2 separate regions of the Homo sapiens genome follow, and region 2 is linked to region 1. A link is an interaction called in ENCODE POLR2A ChIA-PET data of the cell type or tissue named here. Cell type or tissue: OCI-LY7. All regions are shown on one strand. Each heading gives the region's core, and the rest is flanking DNA. Links, peaks and the distances in the headings are about the cores only.

Evidence for each region. Peaks named below come from ENCODE experiments on the same cell type or tissue, not always from the same donor. Only the 100,000 strongest peaks of a DNase experiment are listed, where the experiment ranks them.
Region 2: POLR2A ChIA-PET joins it to region 1 with 7 read pairs; 6 of 35 experiments call an interaction of 5 or more read pairs at or near these places.

The regions. Positions count from the first base shown.
Region 1 is chr14:31,274,859-31,291,595 of GRCh38, forward strand. It overlaps the pseudogene NARS1P1. Among named protein-coding and RNA genes, the nearest start is that of HECTD1, 75 kb to the left of the region's middle. In OCI-LY7, for the core only: a CTCF peak has its summit at 12,062; no DNase peak of the experiment used is centred there.
Region 2 is chr14:31,402,292-31,419,028 of GRCh38, forward strand. HEATR5A (HEAT repeat containing 5A) reads right to left here. Exons shown (of 36, transcript NM_015473.4): 2 at 559-758. The coding sequence starts at 684. Among named protein-coding and RNA genes, the nearest start is that of HEATR5A, 9.9 kb to the right of the region's middle. In OCI-LY7, for the core only: no CTCF peak of the experiment used is centred there; a DNase peak (open chromatin) is centred at 8,200; H3K27ac peaks cover 982 bases.

The sequences.
Region 1 (16,737 bases), core at 11,738-16,737:
TGAACCTGGGAGGCAGCGGTGGCAGTGAGCTGAGATTGCACCACTGCACTCCAGCCTGGGTGACAGAGGGAGACTCTGTCTCAAAATAATAATAATAAATAATAGGTATTTTATTATTTGGGTATTTTCCAATAAAATTATATTGTAGAAAAACATTCTTTCTGAAAAAATGTGTGTCCTTTTAAAAAGGTGAAAAAGTTTTGTCTGATTCAAAGCTTATTTAAAGGTTATATATAAAGCAAGGTAAAAAGGGGTTGGGCATGGTGGCTCACGCCTGTGATCCCAGAACTTTGGGAGGCTGAGGTGGGCAGATCACCTGAGGTCGGGAGTTCAAGACCAACCTGACTAACATGGAGAAACTCTGTCTCTATTAAAAATACAAAATTAGCTGGGCGTGATGGTGCATGCCTGTAATCCCAGCTACTCGGGAGGCTGGGGCAGGAGAATTGCTTGAACCTGGGAGGTGGAGGTTGTGGTGAGCCAAGATCATGCCATTTCACTCCAGCCTGGGCAACAAGAGCAAAACTCCATCTCAAAAAAAAAAAAAAAAAAAAAGCCAAGCTAAAAAGAATCATGAAATAAGAGAGATGTAAATAAAGTTATAAAAATAAGCCAGGCATGGTGGCTCACAACTGTAATACCAGAACCAGAACTTTGGGAGGCCGAGGCAGACGGGTCACCTGAGGTCAAGAGTTTCAGACCAGCCTGGCCAACATGGTGAAACCCCATCTCTACTAAAAATATGAAAATTAGCCAGGTGTGGTGGTGGACGACTGTAATCCCAAATACTTCGGAGGCTGAGGCAGGAAAATCACTTGAACCCAGGAGGTGGAGGTTGTAGTGTGTTGAGATTGTGCCACTGCACTCCAACCTGGATGACAGAATGAGACTCCATCTTGAAAAAAAAGGAAAAAAAAAAGTTATAAAAATAAAGAGGTTTTTTAGTTTTTTTTGGTAAGAAAACATAAAGAAAAATAATTTCATATGAGAAAGAATCTTGTGTGGCAAATTTAGTCCTAGAATAAAATGACTGTTTAAGAAAGAAGGATGTTCAGGACAAACCAGAAAGTCAAAGCATGTCATGAACAGTCTATGTAAGTCACAATAAGAAGATTTATTAAAAAAAACTTTTATATGATCAAGTTGTCTATAATTAAAGTGAAATTATAATGGTCTTTTCAGAGACTGGGCTTGATGTATAAAAAATCTTATACACTATATAATTGGTTACAACAATGAAATTTTCTTAAGGGATTGATTTACTCTTAATAAATTATGAGAGATTTTAATTTATTTTTTATTTTTATTTTTATTTACTTTTTTGAGACAGAGTCTCACACTGTCACTGAGGCTGGAGTGCAGTGGCACGATCTCGGCTCACTGCAAGCTCCGCCTGCCGGGTTCATGCCATTCTTCTGCCTCAGCCTCCGGAGTAGCTGGGACTACAGGCACCCACCACTACACCCAGCTAATTTTTTGTATTTTTAGTAGAGACGAGGTTTCGCTGTGTTAGCCAGGATGGTCTCGATCTCCTGATCTTATGATCTGCCCACTTTGGTCTCCCAAAGCGTTGGGATTACAGGCATGAGCCACTGTGCCCGGCCAAGAGATTTTAATTTTTTTTAACTCAACGTTCACCTTTATTGGATCTCACCATTTTCATTTTCTGTCCCCTTTTAACCCTTTTAAAGGGCGCAAAATAGTAACACTCTCCTTCAACTCATTTCCAGCTCATATAAGTTTATTTCCTTGAGTTGTGTTTGCTGTTGTGGCCTGATGATAACAATGTTTTTTCTTTCTTTCTTTTTCTTTCTTTCTTTCTTTCTTTCTTTCTTCCTTCCTTCCTTCCTTCCTTCCTTCCTTTCCTTCCTTCCTTCCTTCCTTCCTTCCTTCCTTCCTTCCTTCTTTCTTTCTTTCTTTCTTTCTTTTCTTTCGACAGAATTTTGTTCTTATAGCCCAAGGTGGAGTTCAATGGCACGATCTCAGCTCACTGCAACATCCGCCTCCTGGGTTCAAGCGATTCTCCTGCCTCAGCCTACTGAGTAGCTGGGACTACAGGCGCACGTCACCATGCCCAGCTAATTTTTGTATTTTTAGTAGAGACGGGGCTTCACCATGTTGACCAGGCTGGTCTTGAACTCCTGACCTCAGGCAATCCGCTTGCCTCCTGACCTCAGGCAATCCGCCTGCTTCAGCCTCCAAAAGTGCTGGGATTACAGGTGTGGGCCACCACACCCAGCCCTCGTATGTGCTTTTAAAGTCCTTGTGACAGTGAGTTACAAGGCTTTGACTCCTAGGTCTAAAAAGGACACCAAGTCCTGAGAAATCCTAAACTCTGACAGCAATTAAAGGCTCATCTTCAGGCCTGCTGGAAGATGCCAATCAAAATAAACTGCATTTCCTGTGACACAGGGTCAGAATTTAAAGCTATTCAACTCCACAAGGCCCAGGGACTATTGTGGAAGAGGTGGGTGTGTGACACTGTAAGGGCCAATTTTCAGGAATAAAATAAGTTCAGTTTCTCTATAAGTTAATCAATAATGTGAAAGGCACACTGATGCAAGACCAGCATATGGGCCCCTGTGTCAGATCAACAAGGTTTCTTGAAGCATTAAGTGACTCCTTAATAAAGGTTACAATGTTTATAAAAGGCTTATGGAAGTTATATCTTATGGTCAAGATTAAAATTTTATAGATTGTTTATAAAAATTAAGTCTCCTCAATGAATGAAGGTTTTCACTTTTTTTTTTAATCCCCGAGTTATCACTTTGGTCAAATGAATGAGTTATTTTACAATGAGTGTGATACCAAGTGTTTTAAACCTTTGATATTTGACAACCCAGAATCAAATTATAAATTATGTATTGGCCAGGTGCGATGGCTTATGCCTGTAATCCCAGCACTTTGGGAGGCCAAGGCAGTGAATCACCTGAGGTCAAGAGTTTGGGACCAGCCTGGCCAACATAGTGAAACCCCATCTTTACTAAAAATACAAAAATTAACTGGGTGTGTTGGCACATGCCTGTAGTCCCAGCTACTTGGGAGGCTGAGGCAGAAGAATTGCTTGAACCCAGGAGCCAGAGGTGGCAGTGAGCCACGATCGCACCACTGCACTCCAGCCTGGGTGACAGAGGGAGACTTTGTCTCAAAAAAAAAAAAAAAAAAAAAAAAAAAATATATATATATATATATATATATATATATATACACACACACACACATATATATGTGTGTGTGTGTGTTATGTCTTTTTCTGACCTAATTAATCCTTTAAGATATTAGGTTCCCTAAAGTCCAAAAATGACATAATTTGTCTTATTTGGTATAAAAATTATACAGGAAGCACTGTCAAATATGAAATGGTGTTTGGTTTTCTTTGGGCTGTATTTGTATAAATATGTTATTGGTATGTGTTCCAAAATTATGGGAAACTCCTATAATTCTGATATGACTTAGTATACATTATCAGTGATAATTGTAATCATTATGTTAAATTATTGTCTGCCACAGAGGCAAAAAATTTCCTTGTCAGTTGTGTTTTTTACTATGGCTGCCCTAAAACTTTTTGTCATCCACAGACAATTGTTTTCTTGGTTTGGTCCTCTTTATAAGGTGGCTTTATAATCAATAAAACTCTAACAAGTGCTAACAGGTGCTCTTTTTTTTTTTTTTTTTTTTGAGACAGGCTGGAGTGCAATGGCACAATCTTGGCTCACTGCAACCTCCACCTCCCGGGTTCAAACAATTCTCCTGCCTCAGCCTCCTGAGTAGCTGGGATTACAGGTGCCCACCACCACACCTGGCTAATTTTTATATTTTTAGTAGAGACAGGGTTTCACCATGTTGGCTGGGCTGTTCTCAAACTCCTGACCTCAGGTGATCCACCCACCTCGGCCTCCCCAAAGTGCTGAGATTACAGGCATGAGCCACTGTACCCAGCCTAAAAGGTGCTCTTGAATGCAGGTTTCTGATAACTTTGGAGACTGTGACATCAGAATTGAGGGAAAACTTTCAGGACTCATGGAGAGCTGAAATATTCATGAAAATGAAGTAGACCAGGAATTAACTGCATGGACTGAACTGATAGAGGACTGAAGTAGTCTTTTTGACACTTTGATTAAAACATTTCTGATCCTTTGTTTTGTTTTTTCAGAGTCAAGGAAACATTTCTTTTGAGCTATTGTCAACTTTTAACAAGGAAGTATACTCCTATGAACAAAATTTGGAGCATATTTGTTTCTTTCTACCTGATTTCTCCAGAATTTGGGAACTATTTGTGAGTATTCTTAACTTTTGGCAATATGGTTATTTGCATAAGTTCAATAAGAATCTGTGTTCATTTGTAGTAGGACACAATTGGAGAAACTGGTTATTTTATCAAGGCTTTGACTGAAATGGTGTACTTTCCTTTAAGGAATCAAACGACTAATAGAGCCAATAAAAACCCCTTGGGAAAAGTGGCCTCATACCTTTGTCTACACAGTCCATGTACCGGGTTCCTGACCAGTGAAACAATGTTCCATCGAAGCCAATTTAAAAGACTATGTAAAAAAATTATGGCTGGGCGTGGTGGCTCACGCCTGTAATCCTAGCACTTTGGGAGGCCAAGGTGGGTGGATCACTTGAGGTCGGGAGCTCGAGACCAGCCTGACCAACATGGAGAAACCCTGTCTCTACTAAAAATACAAAATTAGCCAGGTGTGGTGGTGCATGCCTGTAATCCCAGCTGCTCAGGAGGGTGAGGCAGGAGAACTGCTTGAATCTGGGAGGCAGAGGTTGTGGTGAGCCAAGTTTGCATCATTGCACTCTAGCCTGGGCAACAAGAGTGAAATTCCATCTCAAAAAAAAAAATATTCTTGCTGCACTGTATACAAATAATCAGGCCAAGTATAATAAAGCAAATCAGTCCCACTATGATTTGTCTTTAGCAAAAATGGGAAACTGGAGAGAGAAAATTTATGTTTCAAAAACTATAGTTCACCTGTTGTTAGATTCTAGTCTTGCCTAATGTTTTTCAATTTTTATTATTTTCTACAGTTTGGACTGATTTTTTTTTTTTTTTTTGGCTAGAAGTCTTCAAAATAATGTTTTCAATTTTTTTCATTCTTTTTTCCCCCATTTTTCCTAATTTGGAGTCACCAAAAATTAAGCTGTGCTTTCTTAAAGCCCTGTGAACTGAAGCTAGACAACTTAAACTTCAGAAGAAAATAACAGCAACCTATTTACATATATCAGCCACTTTCATACCTGCTACTGATGTATGAACTTCAGAGTAATGTGGCTTATATTGATTTTCCAGGATTCTTCTTTTGTTTCTTGTTGTTTTCCTCCCTTCCTCCTCTTACTTTCTCTTCATAGGACAGGAAACTTCACAACCTGCTAAAAATGAGCTTTCCTAATATCTCTGGACCTACCTGTCTAGGAATCAGATGAAGCCTGAAACCAGAGACTCATTTTCTTCTAAAATGCTTTCTCCAAAAGATTTTTTTAAAAGAGAAGGCGGAAATGTGAAAGGAAACTAAATCTTGGGGCCCCAAAATCACTAAGCTAAAGTGAAAAGTCAAGCTGGTGACTGTTTAGGGCAAACCTGCCTCGCATTCTATTCAAACTCACCCCTCTGTTCACTGAGATAGCCTCTCCAAAGGAGAGGCTAATCAGATAAATGCCTCCTTTGGAGAGGCTAATCAGGTAACTCAAAAGAATGCAAACATTTGTCTCTTATCTACCTATGACCTGGAATCCCCCTCCACACTTTGAGTTATCCCGCCTTTCTGAACCAATATTTATCTTACATATGTTGATTGATGTCTCATGTCTCCCTAAAATGTATAAAACCAAACTGTGCTCTGACCACCTTGGGCACATGTTGTCAGGACCTCCTGAGGTTGTGTCACCAGTGTGTATCCTCAACCTTGGCAAAATAAACTTTCTAAATTAACCGAGGCCTGTCTCAGATACTGGTGTTCACACAGCCATCCTGGTGGATGTGAAGTGGCATCTCATTGTGGTTTTGCATTTCCCTAATGATTAATGATGTTGAGCATCTTTTCATTTGCTTATTGAGCATCTATTATATTCCTTGAAGAAATGTCTATTTAAATCCTTTACCCATTTTTAAATTGGATTGTCTTTTCAGTATTGAGTTTTCTTTTCTTTTATTTTCTTTAAAATAGAGGCAGGGTCTCACCATGTTGCCGAGGCTGGTGTTGAATTCTTGGAGCTCAAGTGATCCTCCCGCCTCAGCCTCTTGGAGTTCTGGGATTACAGGCATGAGTCACCACCCCCGGCCTTCAGTGTTGAGTTTTAAGAGTTCTTGATATATTCTGGATATTAGACTTTTATTAGATATGTGATTTGCCAAGTTCTCCCTCTCATTCTGTGTGTTGCCTTTTCACTTTCTTGATGGTGTCTTTTGAAGTACAAAAGTTTTTAATTTTGAAGTCCAATTTATCTCCTTTTTCTCTGGTCACTTGTGCTTTATGTGTTATATCTAAGAAACCATTACCAAATCCAAGTCACGGAAATTTACGTCTATATTTTCTTCTAAGAGGTTTACAGTTTTAGCTTATATTTAGGTCTTTGATTCATTTTCGTGTAACTTTAGTATATGTGTGAGGTAAAGGTCCAATTTCATTTTTTTTGCATGTGCCTTTCCAGTTGTCTCAGCATGTAACTGACTTCTTGATAAGTAGCTTGGTTGAAATCTGCTTGAGCAAGTGAAAATAAATAATGTATTTGATGAATAAGAGCTACTGCTGTATTCATTGCAATGCTGAGTCTGGAATTCAGGAATTTGGGGCACTGTAGTGGGTAGAATGACGGCCCCTAAGGAGGTATGTCCGTGTTCCAGAACCTGTGAATGTGATTTAATTTGGAAAAGTAGGCTTTTGTAGGTATAATAATTAAGGAACTAGAGAGGAGATTATTTAGGGCCCATCCTGAATTATTCTGGTGGGCCCTAAATCCAATTAAAATTGTCCTTATGAGAGACACATAGAAGAGAGACAGATGGAGGAAACCTTGTGAAGATGGAGGCAGAGACTTGGAGTTATGGCGCTAGAAGCCAGGGAATACCTGGAACACTAGAAGCTAGAAGAGGCAAGAAAGAATTCTTCCCTAGGGCCTTTGAAGTGAGCCTAGGCCTTGATTTCAGACTTCTGGCCTCCAGAATGGGGAGAAAACAAAATTTTGATTGCATAAAGCCATTGGATTTATGGTAGTTTGTTACAGCAGTCCTAGGAAACTAAAACAGACACTTTTAAATGCTTATAGAAAAGATGATTATGGGCCAGGCATGGTGGCTCATGCCTAGCACTTTGGGAGGTGGAGGTGGCTAATCACTTCAGGTCAGGAGTTTGAGATCAGCCTGCCAACATGGTGAAACCCCTCTCTAAAAATACAAAATACAAAATTAGATGGGCATGGTAGTGCACGCCTGTAGTCCCAGCTACTCAGGAGGCTGAGGCAGGAGAATCACTTGAACCTGGGAGGTGGAGGTTGCAGTGAGCCGAGATGGTGCCACTGCACTCCAGCCTGGGCAACAAAGCGAGACTCAGTCCCCCGCCCCCCCCAAAAAATCCAGCCGTTCCTGAAGTCGTCACATGCCCTATCATACCTCAAAAGAAATTGCTTTGATTGGACGCGGCGTCTCACACCTGTAATCCCAGCACTTTGGGAGGCCGAGGCGGGCGAATCACCTGAGGTCAGGAGTTTGAGACCAGCCTGGCCAACATGGTGAAACGCCATCTCTACTAAAAATACAAAAATTAGCTGGGTGTGGTGGTGCATGCCTGTAATCCCAGGTACTCGGGAGGCTGAGGCAGGAGTATCACTTCAACCCAGGAGGCGGAGGTTGCAGTGAGCTGAGATCGTGCCACTGCACTCCAGCCTGGGCAACAGAGTGAGACTCCGTCTCAAAAAAAAAAAAAAAGAATTCATAACTACTCCATTATTCACACAATGAGATACGCTAAATAGGTTATCAAGAAAAAACAATGAAAACTTCCAATCTTTTAGAATAGAATGGGCTGGGCGAGGTGGCTTACACCTGTAATCCTAGCACTTTGGGAGGCCGAGGCCTGCAGATGGCTTGAGCCCAGGAGTTTGAGACCAGCCTGGGTAACACGGTGAACATTAGCCACCATGCCTGGCTAATTTTTATACTTTTAGTAGAGACAGTGTTTTGCCATGTTGGCCAGGGTGGTCTCAACTCCTGGTCTCAAGCAATCCACCCGCCTCAGCCTTCCAAAGTGCTGGCATTACAGGCATGAGCCACCATGCCCAGCCTATGGCTTCTTATTTGCTCAAAAAATACAGAATTCTTGAAATAGTAAGAATCATTTTTAAAATGTTTTTTTGAAATATGCTGTCTGCTTAAAGGGTGATATGTGCCCATCTCTACAAAAAATTAGCTAGACATGGTGATGCACGCCTGTAGTCCCAGCTACTCAGGAGGCTGAGGTGAGAGGATCACTTGAGCCTAGGGAGGTCAAGTCTGCAGTGAGCCATCATCATGCCACTGCACTCCAGCCTGGGCAACAGAGTGAGATCCTGTCTAAAAAAAAAAAAGAATTGTTCTAAATGGTTTAGGCATGTGCTTTCCTAGAGACAGGATCTAGGGTGATTTCTGGAAGTCCCAGTACTGTTAAGAATATAAATCTATCAACTAAGGGAACATATTCATTGTAGAAAATTCTACAAATTTTTTATACATCATTGAGAATCACAATGATCACACTATTATTGAAAAGAGAAAGCATCTGCAATGAAAACTGTAGCAAATGATGATAACTACAGCTGACTGCAGAATAGGAAGTGGAGAATAGGAACCACTTCTCATCTGATGTTGACTCACAATTGATCTGTTGACCACTGAAACAAAAGCATTTCCATAATTTAGAAAATCTATTTTTAAGGAGCTTTTGTGTTTAAACAAAGATCTAGATGATGTGTTTCTAGTACTTGACACCACTAGAGAGGGAAAGGATGTGGGAAGCCCAGTTACCCTGGCAATTCAGAGAGTGGTGAGCACTCCTCCAGCATTTGAATATAAAACAGAAGGCCCAAAACTTTCCCAAGAAAGCAGTAATTAACAGAGAAAACAGTGGGACTTATAGAGTTCATTGTTCAGCCGAGGCCATCAGTTTTGGTTGCACATGCACGTTTTCTTTCTGGGGCCACTTGTACTTCCTCCAATAATAGCACTAGCAAAGCTGCTTTTGCTGTGTCACCGGCATACTTTGCTGTTAAAAAATCTCATTTGTTTTGTTCTTTCTTGGAATATTTTATAAAGCAGTCTGCTATTTCTGACATGTGTGTGTGTTTCTGTGTCTTGTGTCTGTTTTTCTGCTTATAAAGTTTTTTGGCCTGTAGGTATTTTTCCAGGAAAAAGATTAAATTTTGATCCAATTAAGCAAAAACATTGTCAACAGCACTTTTTCATTGGCAGCAATGACCTCTTTTTTCATTTTTATGTTTTCATTTTTTTGACACAGTCTTGCTCTGTCTCCCAGTGGCGCGATCTCAGCTCACTGCAACCTCCACCTCCCAGGTTCAAGTGATGCTCCTGCCTCAGCCTCCTGAGTAGCTGGGACTACAGGCATGCACCACCTCGTCAGGTTAATTTTTGTATTTTTTTGTAGAGACAGAGTTTCACCATGTTGGCCAGGCTGGTCTTAAACTCTTGGCCTCAAGTAATCCACCCACCTCGGCCTCCCGAAGTGTTGGGATTACAGGCGTGAGCCACCGTGCCCAGCCTATGACTTCTTACTATCTCAAAAAATACAGAATACTTGGAATAGTAAGAATCATTTTAAAAATGTTAATTTTTTGAAATACACTCTCTACTTAAAGGATGATATGTGGACACAGGAATTTTCCTCAAGTAGACTGTGGAATTATAATTTTATAATGCCCCAGTTGATAGCGCAGGAGTCCTAACAAAAGAGAAAAACAATTAAAGGAAGCTACACTTTTCAATTTATGCAACCTGGATTGTATTTGTGGTCTATACTGGATATGTTCCAGTTCTATATCACAATACAAAATTTCCTCAAAGCTAACTAGCCCAGACATCAATTAAATAGGCTGGTAAACAGATAGGCCAACATGGGTATAATTCATTAATTGATCACTGCCAGCCAGCCAGCCGTTAGATAACTATATTTCTAGCAAACAGAGATAATTTCTCCTGAATAATTGAGGTCTTGCAAGAGTTAACAAATTAGGCTGGGTGTGGTGGCTCATGCCTGTGATCCCAGCACTTTCGGAGGCCTAGGCGGGTGGATCACTTGAGGTCAGCAGTTCGAGACCAGCCTGGCCAACATGGTGAAACCCCGTCTCTACTAAAAATACAAAAATTAGCTGGGCGTGGTGATGGGCACCTGTAACCCAGCTACTTGGAAGGCTGAGGCAGGAGAATTGCTTGAACCCAGGAGGCTGAGGTTGCAGTGAGCCAAGATTATACCACTGCACTCTAGCCTGGATGACAGCGTGAGATTCTGTCTCAAAAAAAAAGAAAAAAAAGAGCTAACAAATTATTTGTAAAGAGGAAAGTATATTCAATTGATGGAGAAGATGCAATATATATAATTACCTTGATTTTATAGTTATAAATAGTAATGGGCTCTGGAAAGATACATACACAAAATCATTAAACCACCAGAAATGACAGAATGCAAGGCAATCATTAAACTACCAGAACCGACAAGTTTTTTTTTTTTTTTTTTTTTGAGACCGAGTCTCACTCTGTTGCCTAGGCTGGAGTGCAGTGGTGCAATCTTAGCTCATTGCAACTTCCACCTCCTGGGTTCAAGCAATTCACCTGCCTCAGCCTCCCGAGTAGCTGGGATTACAGGTGTGGGCCACCACACATGGCTAATTTTTATTTTTTTAGTAGAAACAAGGTTTCACCATGTTGGCCAGGCTGGTCTCGAACTCCTGGCCTCAAGTGATTGGCCTGCCTCGGCCTCCCAAAATGCTGGCATTACAGGCGTAAGCCACCATGCCCGGCCAAAATGACAACATTTTAGTATTGTACTTTTTTTCAAGAATATACAGTTATTTCAAATATTTTCAATTTTGCATTAACATTATCATAGTTTAGTGGGTTTTTTAATAGTTCAGTAGTTTGAGGGCTGAATTTTTTCCCTCGTAATGAAAAATCTTATAATAAAGATAAAGGGAATTCTTTAGGATGCTGCAAAAAAGATAATTCTTCTCTTAAAATTAATGTTACAAGACTCTTGGTTGCTGTTGACATCCAGATCAACAGACACATGATGATCTTCGGAGAAAACATGTTCAAACTCTGAAAAGCACGATCCATGGCCACCAGGTGCTTTAGAGATCACTTCTTTGATGGGGGTACTGTGACGTTACTCCTCCAAAAATAGTGCAAATACCAGCAGAAGGTGGTGCTACACTTTTTTTATTTGTTTTATTTTTGAGACAGGGTCTCACTCTGTCACCCAGGCTGGCATGCACTGGTGCAATCATTACTCACTGCAGCCTCCATCTCCCAGGTTCAAGTCATTCTCCCACCTCAGCTTCCTAAGTAGCTTGGACTATGGGCATGTACCACCATGCCTAGCAGATTTTCTTTTTTCAGTAGAGACCAGGTCTCACTATGTTACCCAGACTGGTGTTACACTCTTCAAACGACTATTTGGGGGAAGAGGCTTCTTTTTTTTTTTTTTTTTGAGAGAGAGAGTGTCTTGCTTTGTCACCCAGGCTGTAGTGCAGTGGCGTGATATCAGCCTCCCAGGTTCAAGCGATTCTTGTGCCTCAGACTCCCAAGTAATGGGGATTACAGACATGTGCCACTACACCTGGCTCATTTTTGTGTTTTTAGTAGTGATGGGGTTTTGCCATGTTTTCCAGGCTGGTCTTGAAGCGGGATATTTCCCTGACCTCTTCGTGGGATTGGCAACAGGGGTGCCTCATTTACTCAGCCTATAGCTCTCGACTCCTCATGGGAGGGAGCATGTGAGTGAACAAGGTGGGAACCGGAGTGCACGAGTGCTGGAACCTGCTGTTCACTTTGGTGCCAGCAGGGGCAAACTCCACTCACTTGGACCTGCTGCATTCCTCCCCATGTGGGAGGGAGTGCACAGGTGAGCATGTGCAGGAGCTGGGGTGAGCACTTTTGAGGCCCCATAGCATGACTGGGGAGGTGGTGCCCACAACCCTTGAAGCCCCAGAGGGCATGTTACAGTGCTCTTTTAGCTCTGCTGTCCATGGACAGCTCAGGTGTTAACAGGTCCGTGGGCCCTTTTGTTTCCGCGCCTGTGGTTCCCAAGCTCTTGTCCAGCATCCAGGAAAAATGAGGTCGCACAAACAAATTGAAGGATGGTAAGTGTGGGGGATTTTATTGCTGATGAAGTGGCTCTCAGTGGGAAGGGGAGATTAAAGGGGATGGGGGTAGGTAATCTTCCCCTGAAGTCCAGCTGTCTTTGGCCAGATTCTTCTTCAAAGTTATGTCACCAAGCTGTTACTCTGAAGTTAAGCCACTTCTCTCCGATGTCCAGCTGTAGTCTCCTATGTCCAGCTGCTTCTCCTCTCTGCCGGCTGAGTCTGGGGTATTTATAGGCACAGGATGGGGGGTGGACCATGGATGGTTTAGGAAAAGGCAACATTTGAGTGGGAAAACAGGGATAGAAGTTCTCACTTTGGGCCATGGCTTTTCCACGAGGGTGGGGCTTCATCAGGGACCTGCTGTTGTCTGCCTAGAGTTTCTCTACCTCCTGTTGTTACCAATCTCAAACTCCTGGGCTCAAGCAATCCACCTGCCTTGGCCTCCCAAAGTGCTGGGATTACAGGAGTGAGCCACTGTGCCCAGCCCATGAAGAGACATTTTTGACTTAGTTCTCTTAGTTGTACCAGGAGACATGCATTCCAGCCCTAGATGTTTTTTTGTATTGCACAGTCATACAGGGCAGAGCATCCAGAATTTGAAGGCACTTGGCTGAATACACTCATGTGGAAGCTGGGTGCCCTTTTCTGACCTTTGAGGGCCTCCTGAACTGATTGGAGGGCTTGGTTTGTGATGTGGTAGTCTTTAAGTCACTGGCAATGAATATATAACCTGAACCCTTACTTTAAGCCCACCAAACGGCCTTTTAAACAGATGCTATGGTGTGGCTAAAACACAATATAAAGAAAAGATATGGAACTTCCTGGGAATTTGGAGAAAAAGTCCCAAAAGCTCCTGAGACTGATGACAACACCATTAATGAACCAATCTTGCTGTGTTGATTTCCTGTGATCAAGTCCTTCTATATGCACTGACATCCTGAGCATTCCTGTCTTACTGAATCTGTCAGTGTGTTGATGCTGAATGTTGGTGAGACTGTGGGAGGATCAATGCATATCTGGGATAATGAAGAAATGCCTGCAGGTTTATAAAAAGGAAGGGATTGACCCTACTCCCTATTACTGGAATACAGATCAGAGAAAATATGGTATATGTCATCATGGAGGATATGACTTGGGCCTAGAATGATTCTTCTTAAAAAATTATGTTTTTAAGATAGGGTCTCACTTGGTAGCTCAGGCTGCAGTGCAGTGGCACAATTATAGCTTACTGTAACTTCAAACTCCTCAGCTCAGGAGATCCTCTCGCCTTGGCCTCCCAAATTGCTGTGATTACAAGTGTGAGCCACTGTGTCCAGCCCTTGGGATGATTCTTCTCTTGGATTCTGAAGTTATCACATCTAAGATGCATGCTTATACCATTGATTTGTCCAGTGCTGCAGGCCATAACTGATTACTTCTGAAGCATAAAAGAAACAATATGGTTCAGGAAAGAAACAGGCTGCCTCTTTAAAAATAAACAAAAACAAAAAACCCCCAAATATAAAAAGCCAGAATCTTCCCTTTCTTGTTCCACTGGGGTAAAACTGTTTCCATTTTCTCTTTTTTATTCCTAATACCATAAAAAGTAGCCCAGGCTGGGTGTGGTGGCTCAGCCCTGTAATCTTAGCACTTTGGGAGGCCGTGGCCAGCAGATCACTTAAGGTCAGGAGTTTGAGACCAGCCTGGCCAACACGGTGAACCACCATCTCTATTAAAAAAAAAAATTACAAAAATTAGCCAGGCATGGTGGGGCACGCCTGTAATGCTAGCCACTTGGGAGGCTGAGGCAGGAGAATTGCTTGAACCTGAGAGGTGGAGGTTGAAGTGAGCTGAGATCACGCCACTGCATTCCAGCCTGGGCGACAGAGCAAGACTCCATCTCAGAAAACAAACAAAAAACAAAGTTTTGGGGAAATATGTGGTACATAATTCTGTAGTTAGGAATACATTTCAGCATTTTATCTAATAATGGGCCATAATTTTGGGATTATATATATATAATTAAACAATTTTAAATATTGGTTAAAAAAAGTACTCTTGAGTTATGTATCTATTCCATTAAGTCCTATTCTCTAGGCCTGTATCATATGATACTTTCCATAAAGTTGATCTTGGAAGCTCCAGTTTTCTTCTCTGGGCTCCCTTAGCGCTATACTCATAGCTTTTTTTTTTTTTTTTTTTGAGACAGAGTCTCGCTCTGTCACCCAGGCTGGAGTGCAATGGTGCAATCTTGACTCAGTGCAACCTCCGCCTCCCGGGTTCAAGCAATTCTCCGGCCTCAGCCTCCCAAGTAGCTGGAATCACAGGCACCCGCAACCATGCCCGGCTAATTTTTTGTATTTTTAGTAAAGATGGGGTTTCACCGTGTTAGCCAGGATGATCTTGATCTCCTGACCTTGTGATCCACCCGCCTCGGCCTCCCAAAGTGCTGGGATTATAGGCGTGAGCCACCATGCCCGGCCAACTTTTTTTTTAAATAAATAAATTTTAAGCCCAAACCTCACCATCATACCTCTTTTATAGTAGTTACTTATATCTTTTCAAGGGCCTTAATGTTCCCTTAAGTTGACGGTGAAGTTTGTTTTATATAAAATTTAGACTCAATATTTTATTAACAGAAAGGTGTTATATCCAGTGTTATTTTACATAAGCTTTTAAGCAATGGGCTAAATAGAATGACTTAACTAGTAGCTTTGTCTCTATTTCTCCTCTTAGAAAAAAAATTAAGCTCAAGACAAATATTATACCATTTTGATGGTTTCATCCAAGTTGCTAATCAACATTTTTAATTTGTAACGTTACCAAGCTAATTAATATGCAACTGCTTTATTACAACTAGACTCATTAATATCTAAGCATATAATCTATTCCCATAGAAACTGTAGAGGGCAGGCCAGGTACAGTGGCTCATGCCTGTAATCCCAGCACTTTGGGAGGCCGAGGCGGGCGGATCACCTGAGGTCAGGAGTTCAAGACCAGTCTGACCAACATGGACAAACCCCGTCTCCCCTAAAAATACAAAATTAGCCAGATGTGGTGGCACATGCCTATAATCCCGGCTACTTGGGAAGGCTGAGGCAGTAGAATCACTTGAACCTGGGAAGCAGAGGCCATTGCACTCCAGCCTGGGCAACAAGAGCGAAACTCCATCTCAAAAAAAAAAAAAAAAAAAAAAGAAACTGCTGTAGAAAATAATTAAAAAAAAACTTTTTCCCCTATTCTATTAGCGAAAGACTTTTTAGTTGTAATTTGGAGAAATGTAATTGAAAATATCTTCAACAAAGAGTGAGGAAGGCTCCTGAGGGAGCCCGGAGCGCTGAAAGAGGAGAAAAGCTATACCTTGATGGAATCGGGATTGCCAGTTTTCCTGTCTCCAGCATGAATGCTTGGGATCAGAAAGATGAGTTCAAACCCCAGCTGTTAAGCCTTAATTTCATTATCAGTAAAGATACATTTAATAGTTCAGGGTTGTATTAAATAAGGCGATTTAAGGAGATACATTTAAGAGTAGCTCAAATTTCCTAATTCCATTACACTGGACATAAAAGGTTTTTTTCCTAATTACTGACGTTCATATAAGCACCTTTAATCCAAATAATTCAGGATACTAGAGTACTGAGTAGAAATCTTAATGTGTAAGAGCAAACTAAATGAAACAGCTAAAACAGACAAAACACTTTTTTAAAATCCCTAAGTCAAATTAATTAGTTACATCCTGAGAACAACCTAGTTCAGCATTTGCCTTGGCAAAGAAGTTATGAGTCCTCATCCATCCTGTACCAGTGCAATTCAATAGCTATTAAGTGAGCCAAGTTACAGAAGACATAATTTCTCCCTATGAAGTGGTACAGTCTAAGAGGGAGACAAGATAATATTAAAATGCAATGTGAGCTGGGTGTGGTGGCTCACACCTATAATCCTAGCACTTTGGGAGGCCAAGGTGGGAGGACAGCTTGAGCTCAGGAGTTTGAGACTAGACTGGGCAGCATATGAGTGAGACCTCATATCTACAAAAAAAATTTTTAAATTAGGCTTGGAGACACACATCTGTAGTTCCTGCTACTTGGGGGGCTGAGGCAGGAGGATCACTTGAGCATAGTAGGTCAAGGCTGCACTGAGCTGTGTTCACACCATTGCATTCCAGCCTGGGCAACAGAACAAGACCTTGGCTTAAACAAACAAACAAACCACAAATTGCAATGTGATTTTTTATGCATACAAGAATGTATTAAGCACTATGGAAACACAGATGAGGAAGCAGTTAAATTGGTGTAAGAGGAAGTTAAGAAGTGTTAAGGAGAGTTACCAAGGAAAGGTGATATTTAAGCCAGGCCTAAAAGGAGTGGGCAATCACCAGACAGAAGACAGGAGAGAAAAGGACAT
Region 2 (16,737 bases), core at 5,183-10,182, 120 kb after region 1:
GTGCCACCTCAATGGCTTAGTAAATTAATCAACCAAACACGGCAAAATGTTACTAATTGCTGAATGTAGGTGAAGGGTATGAGTGATCAGTTTTCCTTTTTCACACTCATGTCATAAGCTTTGAAGAGGGAATCTGTTTATCCATAGGCTCTTGAATTCATACACCTCAAGTCTTCATACCTTTTTAAAGTGAAACTCCCACTACATTGTTTAGCCACTATACTGTACCAGGGCTTTATGTACACGGAGGAACATAGATGCAGACCATAACAAAAACGAAGTATAATAGAAAGTAGTTGTAGTTGGTGTTTCATATATTTTTAAAGTAATACCAAAAACATTAGCTAATTTCTTCCTGCTTTTCTGAATAGCGAAAACTTCTTCTAATAATAAAAATTCTGATGAGGGAACAAAAAATGTAATATACTTCATTAAGTTTTAACAAAGTCTAACATTGTAAAGCTAAATTAGGTTATTCTGGAAAAAACTAGAAAAGCAAACCAAAGGAAGTAAACATGGGCACTTAAACAAAAAAACAGATGTTGTCATTTTACCCACCCTGCTGGTTGCCAACAAGAGCTTCTCCAAGTATCTCAACCACTCAAAAATAAACTCTGCCTTCTGAACTTCACCTAGTTGATTGTATGCTTCTTCATTCAGCAGTAAGCTATGAGCTAATTCCATTCCTTGCAGCAATCCTCCCAGCTGATCACAGTTCTTCTCGTTAAACTTTGGTCAATATACCTAACAATAAAAATCTGCAATACAGGAAAATAATGTATTTTAAAAGGGGGGTAAAAAGGAAGGCAATCATAACGGAAATCAGAAAAGTGAAAACATAATTAAATGTATACATTTTTTATAAATGCTCTAGGGTGAATCTGGGAAAATCCCAATAATGTTCTAGTTAACACTGACATAAAATCCACCCTTATATTCTGTACTCAAGCAGACAGGCAAAAATAGAGTAGCAATATTTGCATTTGTATGCAAAAACTTGCTAAACAGAAGAGACATTCCACTAAAATTCTGAAAATTTTAAGATTAGGCTGTTTATTCTGTGTTGGGTTTTCTTTGTAGTTTAAGTAACTTACTAAAATGGGTAATAGGTACATATTAACAAATGACACCAAACATCCAGACCTTCTACTAGAATTCTATAGTAAAGCTTGCCATCTCTCTGAGCCTTTGCCTAGCTAGGTACATGCCCTGTCATTTACCTGGAGATCCAAGAGGGACTTAAGCCCATTAGCATCAGTTCCCCCAGCCTAATAAAGGCATTGCTTATAGTTTCAGGCTGGGAGTTTAGGAGAGTCCAGTCTTAACTAGGCTTATCTCTGAAAGTCTTGTGAGAGCAAACTTTTTTAAATGGGTATTGTCCAGGAATTATAGCAATCAAGATCATATCTGCTCTGACCTAGATCCAATGCAGCCTTAATTTTGTTGTAGCAAACAATCAACAGAAGACACAGGGTTTGTAAAATTATTGTTTTATTCAACAGCATCTCCTGGGTACACCTTAGTGCTGTTACAGAGCACACGCAGCATATAAGTGTATGTATATACATACATATTCACATTAACATACAAATTTATAAGATGGAATTGTGATTACTAGACAGAATTTTTTATTTTTAGGACATGGATGCTTTACTGCAACTTACTTTTTAAATGGTTAAATCGTGCACTCAACCATAAAATATGGCAAAATGTTAACAGCCGAATACAGGTAGTGGGTATGTGAGTGATCATTTCACTACTCTTCATTTTTCCACATTTTAAAAAGCACAACAAAAAGTAGAAAAAATTATTTAAGAAATAAAACACAAGTTGGCTATTAAAAAATACTACTACTTGCAGGAGTAGCAGCTATCATCAGGAACATTAAAGAACATAGAAGGTACCAGATCATATACAAAAGATGGGTATTCCTATTCACTAGTGTACCTAAATAGAAACATGTTAATTGGAATTTCATAGGAATGTAGATAAAATGCTATGGCTAATTTAACTAAAATATTTAAAATACATATCTTACATTTCCCTAAACAAACCTCATACTTTTACAGAGAAGCCAGTAACTAAAGAGGTATTAGAAAATTAGATGACAGACTTGGGAAAGGCTTTTCATTTTTTCATGTTTTTCTCCAACAGTTTACCTGTTTGAAATTACTTAGAATATCAGCTCATCATAATTATAATATAACTGAAAAAAGCCTCTTTAATAAAAAGACAGTAGTCACAAACTGGTTCCCTGTTGGTCAAGACTGCCTGCAATGCATTGGGGCTAACATTTAAACATAAGAAGATTGCACATAAAAATCTGGGTCCAGGGCCAGGCACAGTGGCTCACACCTGTAATCCCAGCACTTCGGGTAGCTGAGGCAGAAGGATCGCTTGAGTCTTGGGTCCAGGAGTTCGAGACCAGCCTGGGTAACATAGACGGACTTTGTCTCTACAAAAAATTTAAAAATTAGCCAGGCATGGTGGCGCGTGCCTGTAGTCCCCGCTACTTGTGAGACTGAGGTAGGAGGATCACTTGAGCCAGAGAGGTGGAGGCTTCAGTAAGCCATGACCACACCACTGCATTCCAGCCTGGTGAAGAGTGAGACCCTGTCTCAAAATAAAAAAAAGAAAAAATCTGGGTCCAGTGCCATGTGCGATGGCTCATGCCTGTAATCCCAGTACTTTGAGAGGCCCAGGCAGAAGAACTGCTGAGGCCAGGAATTTGAGAGCAGCCTAGGTAACAGTGGGACACTGTCTCCACCAAAAAAAAAAAAAAAAAAAGACGAAAGAGAAAGAAAATATTAGGTCATTTTCAAAAATGTCACTTTTACAGAACAAAGAATATAAACGATGTGACCAGGTGTGGTGGCTCACACCTGTAATCCCAGCACTTTGGGAAGCCAATGCAGGCAGATCACCTGAACTCAGGCGTTTGAGACCAGCCTGGGCAACACGGCAAAACCCCATCTCTACGAAAAATACAAAAATTAGCCAAGCATGGTGGTGTGCACCTGCGGTCCCAGCTGATTGGGAGGTTGAGGCAGGAGTATCGCTCGAGCCCTGAAGGCAGAGGTTGCAGCGAGCCAGGATCACACCACTGCACTCCAGACTGGGGGACAGAGTGAGACTCTGTCTTGAACAACAACAAAAAAGGAATATAAACAATGCTGCTAAACATTCATTTTTACTGAAGCAACAAAAATTCTAGCTTGTTTTAAAAAACCCTCCTTTCCTTTGTTCAATTATCAAAGTGAACTAGCCAAAATATTCACAATTAAGGATACAGTTAATAAATGCTACAGAAATAATTTCTGGAAGAACCCTACTAAATACAGAAAAGGCGAAAAGCAAGTTTGCACTTAGTATCTATGATTGTTTGGGGGGTGGAAATAACCACAGTATCATAGAGAAAATTTCTTATTAATACCAGGGCAAGTCAAAATCCTATCTTCAGAATCAAATTACCCTTTCTAGAAATCATTAAGATCTGCTGAAGAGACATTTTTTTTCCTTAGGCACCAGCAATATTGTGGTGTAAAATGATCTATCAAGAAGCAAAATAGCTAACACAATGTGATGATAAATTATTCAGTAAAAAGCTTGAGATCATAAGCAGGTCATAAAGTCATCTCTAATGCCCTCAATACATTCCTTATGTAAATTACTCCTAAAGGAAGTAGACAATTCATGTTGGTAATCTCGCATCTAAAACTCACAAGTCTAAAATGCACCTGAGAGCTCCACATTCGCACTACCAATGTGATAAGCAAGGGCATTTTGCAAACAGATGGCTGCTGCTCTTATCTGAAGTCTTACCTCATCAGGAAGATGAATACAAATTCAGTCAATGTTATCTGCTATACGTTTTAAAATAACCACAACCCTACATATACCTGAGAAATGCTTATTTTTCTAATTTTTCTCTTAGTTTCCCTTATGTTTCTGTTGAGATTATAAGGTGATTTCCTACAAGTAAACACATATGTCAATATATTTAAATATATTTTTCAAAGTATAGTTAGTTGCCACTTGAAAAAAGGATTTCATAAACCTGCTGCTCCAAATGTAATGCCAGCTATATTTAACAGAAGCAGCTAATATTTACTGCTTACTTATTATAGTCTAAGCAGTACTCTAAGTGCTTTACATTATTTCCTTGAATAATCTGCCAAATTGTCCATGAAGCAGCTATTTTGATTAGCCCTATTTTACAGATGAGGACATTGAAGCACAGAGAAGCTAACTGACTTTCCCAAGGTCACACAGAACCTGGGTGTGCACTTAAGCAATCTGACTTCAGATAAGATTTGTTTTAACCACAACATACTATGCTGCCACCCTTTCATCCAATCAAGCTCCTCAAAAATGTGAGAAGTTAGGCCAGGCCCAGTGGCTCACGCTCATAATCCTAGCACTTTGGGAGGCCAAGGCAGGTGGATCATCTGAGATCAGGAGTTCGAGACCAGCCTGGCCAACATGGTGAAACCCTGTCTCTACCAAAAATACAAAAAATTAGCCGGGCATGGTAGCATATCCCTGTATTCCCCGTTACTCGGGAGGCTGAGGCATAAGAACCGCTTGAACCCAGGAACCCGGGAGGTAGAGGTTGCAGTGAGCCAAGATCACGCCATTGCATTCCATTGCACTCTAGCCTGTGTGACAAGAGTGAACCTCTGTCTCAAAAAAAAAAAAAAAAAAAGCGAGAAGTAGGGCCGGGCACAGTGGCTCACGCCTATAATCCCAGCACTTCGAGAGGACAAAGCAGGAGGGTTGCTTGAGCCCATGAGTTCAAGACCAGCCTGAGCAACATAATGAGACCCCCATCTCTACAAAAAATAAAAAAATTAGCTGGGCATGGTGGTGCACACCTGCAGTCCCAGCTACTCAGGAGGCTGAGGTAAGAAGATCACTTGAGCCCAGGAGGTTGAGGCAACAGCAAGCCGTGATCAAAAAACAAACCCAAAGCAAGTCATTTTTTAAAAAGCTTACATTTTGTACACCATTTGTGGATATACGGAACTAGAGTACACTGTTTCCCAAAGACAGAACATCAGGTTCCTTGGTGTAATAAACTTGGGAATCTTGCATTAAGACAAAGTTAGGGATTTTTACCTACAAGATTTCTCAGGCTATTTAATTAGGTTAATGTATATTATGACTCTCCATGAATGCAATATAGTATGAAGTATTAGTCAAAATGCTGCCAGCACCTAGCAACTTCTAGACCTAAGCAAACTGTTCCAAGGAGAAACATTAACATGTACCTGTTATCATCACTTATTTTATTTATATATATATATATATATATATATATATATATATATATATATATATATATATGTATTTTGGAGATGGAGTTTCACTCTTGTTGTCCAGGCTGGAGTGCAATGGTGCGATCTCGGCTCACTGCAACCTCCACCTCCCAGGTTCAAACAATTCTCCTGCCTCAGCCTCCCAAGTAGCTGGGATTACAGGCATCCACCACCACACCTGGCTAATTTTGTATTTTTAGTAGAGACAGGGTTTCACCATGTTGGTCAGGCTGGTCTCGAACTCCTGAACTCAGGTAATCCATCCGCCTTGGCCTCCCAAAGTGCTGGAATTACAGAGGTGAGCCACCATGCCCGGCCCTATTAATGTATTTTTAAAAGCTACACAAGAATGTTAATTCCATTACTTTACAGCCAAACATTGTATGTGCTTACCCTAAAGCCAATAACTGAACTAAGTTATAAAGGTATTTAAATGCTTTTAGACTAGGTATTTCTCTGGGCACTATTTGCTTCTCTCAAAACTGTCTGTACTTTGTACATGACAGATACTCCTAGTTACTCAGTCATCATTTTCATACCAGAGGTCTTTTATGTTGAGAAAAGTAGGCACTGCAAACTAGACCTAAGGTACCAAGGTAACATCCAAATTATGCTTTTCAAATTGGGATAACTCCAGCATTGTGCCAACAGATTATGAAGCATATTACTATGCTAGAGGTCAAATTTAGACTAAAGGGTCAAATTTTACTTAAAGTTTTCCCTAAGCATTAATTTTTAACATTATTTTATATTAAAATACAGATTTATGCATAATAGAAGGCAAAATTAATAAAACACTTCAAGATAAAACATGAGACTTCAAAGAAATCCTGAGAATGATAATGCCTTTCTAGATGTCCTTTAACAAAAATCACTCCCTTTTGCTGATAAGAATACTATTTTAATGGAAAAATTGAAGAACCACTAAGCTATGAGTAAGTTGAACTATATGAAACTGCCATTTTTATAGGTGAAAAAAAAGGCTGGCTTGACAATTTATGTGATTCAACTTAAGTACCAGTCTTCAAATGTCAGACATAGTGTATGTACTAATGTCTGTACTTTGCATAGTATTCTTTCCTTTCGATTGGCTCTGTATTAAGCCTAGTGACTTTATTAGCCTAGAGTAACACATATGTATATTATTGACTACTAATAGAAAAAGGAACCAGCAGGGCACCAATATTCTAGGGCCAGAGTTTTCTTTTCTTTCCTTTTTTATAAAGATGGAGTCTTCTTTGGGAGGCCGAGGCGGGCGGATCACGAGGTCAGGAGATCGAGACCATCCCGGCTAAAACGGTGAAACCCCGTCTCTACTAAAAATACAAAAAATTAGCCGGGAGGCTGAGGCAGGAGAATGGCGTGAACCCGGGAGGCGGAGCTTGCAGTGAGCCGAGATCCCGCCACTGCACTCCAGCCTGGGCGACAGAGCGAGACTCCGTCTCAAAAAAAAAAAAAGATGGAGTCTTACCCTGTTGCCCAGGCTGGAGTGCAATGGCACAATCTTGGCTCACTGCAACCTCCGCCTCCCGGGTTCAAGTGATTTTCCTGTCTCAGCCTCCAGAGCAGCTGGGACTACAGGCACATGCCACCAGGCCTGGCTAACTTCTGTATTTTTAGTAGAGACAGGGTTTCACCATATTGGTCAGGCTGGTCTTGAACTCCTGACCTCAGGTGATCCAACCGCCTCGGCATCCCAAAGTGCTGGGATTACAGGCGTGAGCCACCATGCCCGGCCTCAGAGTTTTCTTTTCTAAAGTAACTTACTCCAAAACCACATCTAAGAGCAGTTAACAACCGTATTATCAGGCCAGGCGCAGTGGCTCATGCCTGTAATCCCAGCACTTTGGGAAGCCAAGGCTGGCAGATCACTTGAGCCGAGGAGTTCATGACCAACCTGGGCAACATGGCAAAACCCTGTCTCCACAAAACATACAAAAGTTAGCTGGGTGTGGTGGTGCACACCTGTAGTCCCAGCTGTTCGTGAGGCTGAGGTGGGAGGATCCCTTGAGATAGGGAGATGGAGGCTGCAGTGGGCCAAGATCGCGCCACTGCACTCCAGCCTCAGCAAGACCCTGTCTCAAAACAAACAAAACCAACCATATTATCAACAAGGGTTGGTTTTAATTCATTTGGAAATGAGTTAACTTCAATTTTATTTAGGCATGACAGTGTAAGCACCTTCAACAATGTCAACAAATATACAGGCTGCTGATTATTCTGGTCCTGATAGAAACTGCTAATATAATTTTCTCTCTCTAGAGTTTACAGGTCTATTTTGGTATGGACGGAAACATATGTTGAAATTTATTGGGAGAAAAAAGTATTCTAATCTTCTTGGTCATTTTAGTTCCTTAAAATGATTATATCATTTCAAGGGCGGAAAAGGGAAAAATCACAAATAATCAAAGAGGACATTGGACATGAGATAAGATAGGTTTATTGGATTGGTTTGTTAGTGTCTTCCTTCTGGAGCATGAAAATAATTCACAAAACAAAAAAGTTACTAAACAGTAAATGAAACTAATTCCAGAATGTATCAAGTACCTGAAGTGTTGGGATACGTCTCAGACTTAAATTTCAATTATTTTTCTTTGACTTTTACTTCTCTAAAAGACACCGTAACAGCTTCAACTCACCCTATAGTCTTAGTTCCTCAGTTCTGAACAAAAAGCATGAAGTAAACAAACAAAAAAAACCCCAACTGTCAAGAACTCCCACAATTCAAGAAACACAGATAAATCCTAAAATCTAAACCTCTCCCAAAAATACAGTAATTAGCTTTCATCTAGAAGGAAGCTAGATTATTCTACCCTGACCTCAGATTTTCATTTGTGATTTAGGCTTTGCAAAATTATACGTTACAAAAACAGGAACTCACCAGTTACACAGAGCATTAGGCCACACTTGAGATGTTGCTTAAAGAAGGCTGCCCCTGGTATAAAGAAAATTAAGTCCTTTTGTTACAGTACTTTATACATCTCTAGGCAGAATCCTAAAGCTGGTTTGCTGACACTTAACTGGTACACTTTATTAGTTTTAGGGTAAAATGGATAAGAAGCAAGTCATTTATAATGTTAGAGTTCTTTAACACAGTTAAAACTTGATAATTTAAAAATCTTGTCTGTATCAATTCCATCTTTGAATCTGAAATATCTTGCTTCCTTCTTTCTACAATAAAATACTTTAAAATTAGGCTAAAAAAAATCACTTGCCTCAGAAAACAGCAGAAAAATCTCTGAAAATGAAATTCAAACTTAGGATATTATTCTGTATGACCTTAATATTAGTCTTTCTAATTCTCTATAACAACCCTACAAATAAATTGGCTATCATTAGTTAAAAATTTGAAATGTTAACAATATAATAATGATTTAAGCTCAATAGGAAATAATTTGATTGAGCTGAGTGGTTCAAACCTATGCATATTAAATCTAAATATGAAAAATGCAAAAACTTTTATAGCCAATGCTGAAATTTTAGAAAAGCTGATAGTTTAATATAAACAGTGGCAGTACAAATGGTTCAACTCTTTTAGAAAAAAATATTATTTATCAGAGGTTACAAAAATATCAAAACCATTTGACAAAAACATCCAGTTTTTGAAAATTCATAAGAAAAAGGAAAATATAAGTATAAAAGTATTAATTACAGCACTGTAATTAACTGTAATTCCAGTGAAAATTCAAAAGAACTTACAAGTCCAACACAAGAGAAATGGTTAAATTTGACATATTCAAAGAATACTAGGCTGTCATATAAAACCATGAAAACTACAAATGCACAGGAGTGCAAAAGGCTTAATGGGAGGAAAAAAAAGTAAAGAAAACTACGAGTGCAGAAGTTTTACATGTTAAGAGAAACCTTCAGATAAAGCAGTGTTTACCAAGAGTACTTTGTGGAATGCTGCCAGAAGAATGAAAACATGTATTCTGTGGGAAGAGGGGGAAATCCAAGTTGAAATGGTTTTGGGAAATGCCTCGTTGTCAGTTTTCTTCACCAGTTTCTCCATACATGTAACATGGTAATGTGCACTATGTACTGCCAAGAGGGTGTGCAGATAGAGCATTTGATGTTTCTAAACATGTTTTAACCATAGGCTTCTCCTCCACTCCCTTTTTCTTTTTTTCCCAGCCAGGAATCTCATAGAATTGGTGTTCTATAGAATACAATCTTTGAAATACTAATCATTAAAGACTAGCATACGTCAAAAAAATTTAAAATTTTTTTTGTTCATATTATAAAATGATTTCTTTCTTTTTTTTTAAGACAGTCTCGTTCTCTTGCCCAGGCTAGAGTGCAGTGGTGTAATCTTGGCTCATTGCAAGCACTGCCTCCCAGGTTCAAGCTATTCTCGTATCTCAGCCTCCCAAATAGCTGGGATTATAGGCATGTGCCACCATGCCCGGCTAATTTTTGTATTTTTAGTAGAGACAGGGTTTCACCATGTTGACCAGGCTGGTCTCGAACTCCTGGCCTCAAGTGATCTGCCCGTCTTGGCCTCCCAAAGTGCTGGGATTACAGGCGTTGAGTCACTGCATGCAGCCTGAAATGATTTATTGCTAGTAGAAGGATATATAATTTCCACTATCAATGACTATCAATGTCATACTTCTACTTAAAAGAGGGCATTTCTGATTAGTATTTTGGATCAAATTATCTATATAAACAGAATCTTCTCATAAAGATGTAAATAAAGAAAAAAGACGACAGCCAGGTGCGGTGGCCTGTAATCCCAGCACTTTGGGAGGTCGAGGCGGGTGGATCACGAGGTCAAGATTGAGCTCATCCTGGCCAACATGGTGAAACCCCATCTCTACTAAAAATACAAAAATTAGCTGGGCGTGGTGGCACGTGCCTCTAGTCCCAGCTACTCGGGAGCCTGGTGACAGAGCAAGACTCCATCTCAAAAAAAAAAAAAAAGAAGACAAATATATGATGTTTTAACTTTGTATATTTAAGATTTATCAATTCACATAAAAATCTGTGTTAGTCTGTGGCCAGGTGCAGTGGCTCACGCCTGTTAATTCCAGCACTTTGGGAGGCTGAAGCAGGCGGATCACCTGAGGTCAGGAGTTCCATGGAGAAACTCTGTCTCTACTGAAAATATAAAATTAGCTGGGCGTGGTGGCAGGCGCCTGTAATCCCAGCTACTTGGGAGGCTTGAGGCAGGAGAATCGCTTGAACCTGGGAGGTGAAAGTTGTGGTGAGCCAAGATGAGGCCATTGCACTCCAGCCTGGGCAACAAGAGCCAAACTCCATCTCAAAAAAAATTTGTGTTATTCTATAATTGTAAGTAACTTTCACATATACATCCTTTACAAACTAAAAATGCTTGTTGTACTATATATTTTAAAATTTGATTTACGGAATTCTGAATACGAATTCCCACAGTCAAATGAATCCATGTTTTCTAACTCGTACCACAAAAACTTAACTTATGACGAACCCCAGGCACGGCACTAATACTTCTAATTGTAATATATAATGAAAACACATTCAGTGTACCAAGATGCCAAGAATATTTCCTGCAAACTTGGTAGGAACGGGAAGAATGTTGCCGCTCACCACTGCATAATACAAAGCAATATGAACAGCAAATACACACTGCTCTAAGAACTGATGGGGAGCACATCTTATTAGGATGGAGAAGTCAGGGTGGAGTAGGAGAGAAACAGGAGTTACCAAGACAAAGAATTTAACACCGGGACAAGAAATTTATAAGAAGTGGGGTGAAAAAGGGTTACAGGTTGGGGACTGAATTTACTCTGCCTTCTTTTTTTTTTTTTTTTTCCAAAATACTGCATGTTATTGTAAGGAATGAGAAAAATGGTAGAAGCTGGATTCCATGATGGCGAGATTGCCAGTGGGAGCCCTAATTGGACTATAACTGTGTGTAGCAATTCTCCTTCCAGATTACAAAAGAGAACACCCCGGAAGCGTAAAAGAAAGTGTTCTGGGGGGTGGGAGGGGATAAGACTGAGCAGTAGGAACCAACTCTAAGATGTCAGTGACAGAAAAATGATTATTTTTTGAGGATCTACGTACTAAAACCTTTTAATTCACTATCTCATTTAATCCTCGTAATACTGAAACTTAAGATATTATTATTCTAATTTTACATAGAAAGATAATGAGCTAAGAAATTTGTCCGAGGCTGAAATGCTACTTAAGTGGAAGAAGAAGGTAATGTCCATGTCTGTCTGTCTAAACGTCCACATTCTTTCAACTACTTCATATAGTCTCTACAGTAATCACTGCTATTACTAATACAGTTATTGCCATAGCTGGTGAAGCATCCAGTCCTTCTAACTTTGTTGTTCTTTCTCATCACTTCACTTTTATGTCTCCAGTACTTTGAGGCTTTTTGTTAGTGTTATGTCTTCCAGAGACATCAGCTTTCAGAGAGCCCTTTCCATCTAGACGGCAAATCAATAAGTACTAAAAGTATTAGTTTAGTCTTTGGCTATTCTTGACTATTTTTATTATGCTTCATTCCACACACCAATTCTCCCATCTCTCCATGGAAGGGGGATTTCATTCTGGACCTTTAGGAATGCCAGAGGCAGATTTTAAGTTAAGAAGTTTTACTTTTCTTGTATCTCCCACCACACTCTTCTGAAAGTCACTAGCTAGCAATCACACTACTTGGTACCTAACTGAGATTCCAGTAACAGGAAGTAAAAAAACAAAGTCTATAGAGCAATTGTTTCAGAACTCGTGGATTTTACTGACATAAATCCATCAAAGCCTATTCATTCTTAGTTTAGACATGACTAATAATCCAGTTATTTGGATTCTAGATAGAGAAACACATTAAAAGTAAAAGAGCAAACCCACTAAGAGCAGGAAGCTAACAGTGATGAAAGAGACAAATAATATTGAATATAGATATTTTTAAAAGCAGAGCAATATAGGGCTACTTAATACAGGTGCAAAGTGTACAAGATGCCATTATTCCTCCAGCACATCAGGGTTTACAGGAGAGGCCAGAAATTCTTGCCCCCTTTTAAAAATGAGTCAATCCTTGCATCTGTTGCTTGTGCAATCTGCTATCTAGGACTTCCAAGTTTAGGCATTAGACTCTACCTGCTTTGGAATCTTCCTTTTCCCTCTCCTCTAATTGTTCATGTCTCTTACATCCCAGTTAGAATTCACAGATTCACCCTTAATCCACACTATGGTCTAATGTCCTGGCTCTTCCTCATGGTTCCTACATTTATTTATTTATTTGTTTGTTTGTTTGTTTGTGACAGAGTCTCACTCTGTCGCCCCAGCTGGAGAGCAGTGGCACCATCTCAGCTCATTGCAACCTCTGCCTCCCAGGTTCCAGTGATTTTCCTGCCTCAGTCTCCTGAGTAGCTGGGATTAAGGCGCGCACCACCATGCCCAGCTAATTTTTGTATCTTTAGTAGAGACAGGGTTTCACCATGTTGGTCAGGCTGGTTTTGAATTCCTGACCTGGTGATCCGCCTGCCTTGGCCTCCCAAAGTGCTGGGATTATAGGCGTGAGCCACCACGCCCGGCTGGTTCCTACTTTTAATTCACAACCTACCTCATAAAATTTAGCTACCTAACCTAAAATTTAGCTAAATTTCTAACCTCTTGGAGCCTCACCTGAGGGCTTTCCTTGGCAGGCACTGCTTCTCACTCCCTGCCAGATGTCCAGCTAGGCTCTTTGCAACTACAGCTCCCTGGAATAACTCCGTATTATTCTGCCTTCTGACTGCCACTTTCATGTCCTACTCATGGAATACAGTAAACATACCATCTATTCCATCAAATCCCCACAATTGTCTGGAGCAGCACTCTGTAAATCAAACTAACTGATATTTCTGCAGCAAAAGATAGGCAGATTCATATTCACATACGATGGGATAATGACTGCAAATACCTTTGCATCAGTTCAGGTCATGTTTTGCTACCAAATGAATTAAGAAAAAAACTTTTCAGAGCCTTTTAGACTCCAGAATTAGAACTAAGGGATTTTGTACGTGTATATCTGCTTTGCTTTTTTTCTGATTTCCTCCCAAAATAGTTTTTTAAGAGTTTTGGTGATTCAATGGGTAACTTCAGTTTTCTGGTAATTTTATTTACATAAAAAAGGTGTTATTACTTGTTTCGAGTAAGGTATTATTTTGTGTACAGACACACAAATATGCATATATTCAACATGTAGAAACCTCCAAATGCAACAGAAAAGTATATAAATGCTATTGTATATTTACCCATTAAGAAGCATTACTTGGGCAATACAGGACAACTAAGTTACTGAAAAAATACATTACACACATAAAACAACAATTTAGTAAAATTAGCACCATACTATGGGTTTTTTTTTTTCCTTTTCTTTTTTTTTGAGACAGGATCTCAATCTGTCGCCCAGGCTGGAGTGCAGTGGCAGGATCTCAGCTCGCTGCAACCTCTACCTCATGGGTTCAAACGATTCTCCCACCTCAGCCTCCTGAATAGCTGGGACTCCAGGCGTGTACCACCATGCCTGGCTAATTTTTGTTTTTGTTTTTTGAGATGGAGTCTCGCTCTGTCGCCTAGGCTGCAGTGCAGTGGTACGATCTCGGCTCACTGCAACCTCCACCTCTCGAGTTTAAGCAATTATCTGCCTCAGCCTCCTGAGTAGCTGGGATTACAGGCACCGGCCACCACGCCCGGCTAATTTTTTTTTTGTATTTTTAGTAGAGACGGGGTTTCACCCTGTTGGCCAGGCTGATCTCAAACCCCTGACCTCAAGTGATCTGCCCGCCTTGGCCTCCCAAAGTGCCAGGATTGCAGGCATGAGCCACCGCATCTGGTCGATGGTTTTAAGATTGGCAAAAGTATATGTACAGCTTTAAATATTTAAAATTATCACCTTCTTCAAGATTTCCTTCATTTTTGTCACATAACCAGCTCCAATTTCTTAGGCAAATAATTAATATAGTGCTTTAATATGGCCATATTATGCTTCTTTTCTAGAAATAAATATTTTGTGTTGTTACCATTAAAAAAAAAAGAAAAAAAAGCCCAAGCATGATTCAGGATATATACTCCTGTTTCAATCTGTTAGGTATCTGTTTAAAGAGTGCTAACTTTCCATTTGGTTCTCACTGTAAATATGTCTGATTTCTTGTTCAGTTACACTTCCAATAATATTCTGTCTGACCTTATGACCAACTAGGAATCACTAGATTCCTGTTTAAAAAACTCTTTTGAGGCCAGATGTGGTGGCTCCCACCTGTAATTCCAGCACTCTGGGAGGCCGAGATGAGGGGATTCCTTGAGCCCAGGAGTTCGAGAACAGCCTGGGCGACATAGCAAAACCGCCTCTCTACAAAAAATACAAAATATTAGCTGGGCATGGTGGCATGTGCCTGTTGTCCCTGCTACTCAGAGGCTGAGGTAGAAGGATCGCTTGAGTACACTCCAATGACTCTGTCTCAAAAAATAAAATAAAATAAAAATAAACAAATAAATAAAACAAAAAAAACCCTGCTTTGAGTAAAGGTACCTTACTGCTGCTTATGATAAACCCTATGAATGGCATAGTAAAAAGAGAGAAGTTTACTAAACGAAAAAAATTTCCCATACCAGATCTAAATTAAAACTTAACACAGTTGCTAGAGAAAATATAAAAACTCTTCCTCTTCCCTAGACTTACAAAAGGCTAGAGTTGGCCGGGGCGGTGGCTCAAGCCTGTAATCTCAGCACTTTGGGAGGCCGAGGTACGCGGATCACGAGGTCAGAAGATGGGAGGCCATCCTGGCTAACACGGTGAAACCCTATCTCTACTAAAAAACAAAAACAAAAGCAAAAAACAAAACAAAAAAAATTAGCCGGGCGTGGTGGCTAGCACCTGTAATCCCAGCTACTCGGGAGGCTGAGGCAGGAGAATGGCGTGAACCCGGGAGGCGGAGCTTGCAGCAGCCCAGATCGCGCCACTGCACTCTAGCCTGGGTGACAGAACAAGACTCTGTCTCAAAAAAAGAAAAAAAAATTAGATGGGCGTGGTGGCACGCGCCTATAATCCCAGCTACTCCGGAGGCTGAGGCAGGAGAATCGCTTGAACCCAGGAGGCGCAGGTTGCAGTGAGCCTAGATGGCGCTACTGCACTCCAGCCTGGGGGACAGAGCGAGACTCCATCTCAAAAAAAAAAAAAAAGGAGAGAGTTGCCAAAATTATAAAACTTTACACTAGGTAAATGTAGCAGAAAAACCATGCCCTTCCTCTATCATTACACACTGCAGATCCAGAAGCATTTATGAGTCCTACAATTACCTGACATTATAATGAAAAACCAAGATTAATAAGTAAAAGTGAGGCTGGGCGCAGTGGCTCATGACTGTAATATCCCAGCACTTTGGGAGGCCGAGGCGGGCGGATCACCTGAGATCAGGAGTTGGAGACCAGCTTGGCCAACATGGTGAAATCCCGTCTCTACTAAAAATACAAAAATTAGCCTGGCGTGGTGGTGCATGCCTGTACTCCCAGCTACTCGGGAGGCTAAGGCAGGAGAATCACTTGCACCGGGGAGGTAGAGCTTGCAAGTGAGCCAAGATCGCGCCACTGCACTCCAGCCTGGGCTACAGAGCCAGACCCTGTCTCGATAAAAACAAAAACAAACAAACAAACAGAAGAATTAAAACTGAATTTAATCTATTTCCTCCTACAAAAGATTTAGTGATTAAGCACTTAAGAGCTCTAGTTCAGGGGTCCACTAATTTTTTTCTGTAAAGGACCAGACAATACTCTAGGCTTTGGGAGCCATACGGTCTCTATCACAACTACTCAAAAACAAAACATGCACAGCCATAACGAAGGAGCATTGTTGTGTTCAATAAAACTTTTATAAAACTGCCAGCAGAGCAGATTTGACCCACAGGCTGTAGATTGCTGAGCACTATTTTAATTCAAAAATTTAACACTAGAACTAGACAAGGGATCTAATTAAGTGACACAGGCAAGTCTTTACTAAGTTTTTTGGCCCCAGTTAATTGATTTCTCAAATGAGATTTAATAACAGTTTCTCAATGTCTCCTGAAAAAGCAGAAGTGTTATTTATATGAGGACTGTGGTCTCATTAAAGGATTGTTCAAACTCTTCAATTATACTATGGGATAATTAATGAACCACACAAGACTCAATAGAGCTTTTTAAAAAAATGCAGATGTCATTAAACGCTTAATTCAGAATAATTTTAGAATTTAAAAAATTCAGAATTTAACCCTTATGTTATTCATAGTTAAGAAAGACTATTATAAACTACCTCAACCTTTTTGAAACAAAGCAAGAAGAAAGGTAAGTGTATTGGTTAAAGACAAGTAAAAAAATAATTTTTTTCTGTAGATAATATATTCATTAGTTTAATGTAGTTAATTTTAATTAATAATTTAAGAATTAAAAAGGTACTTTGGAGTCATGTATT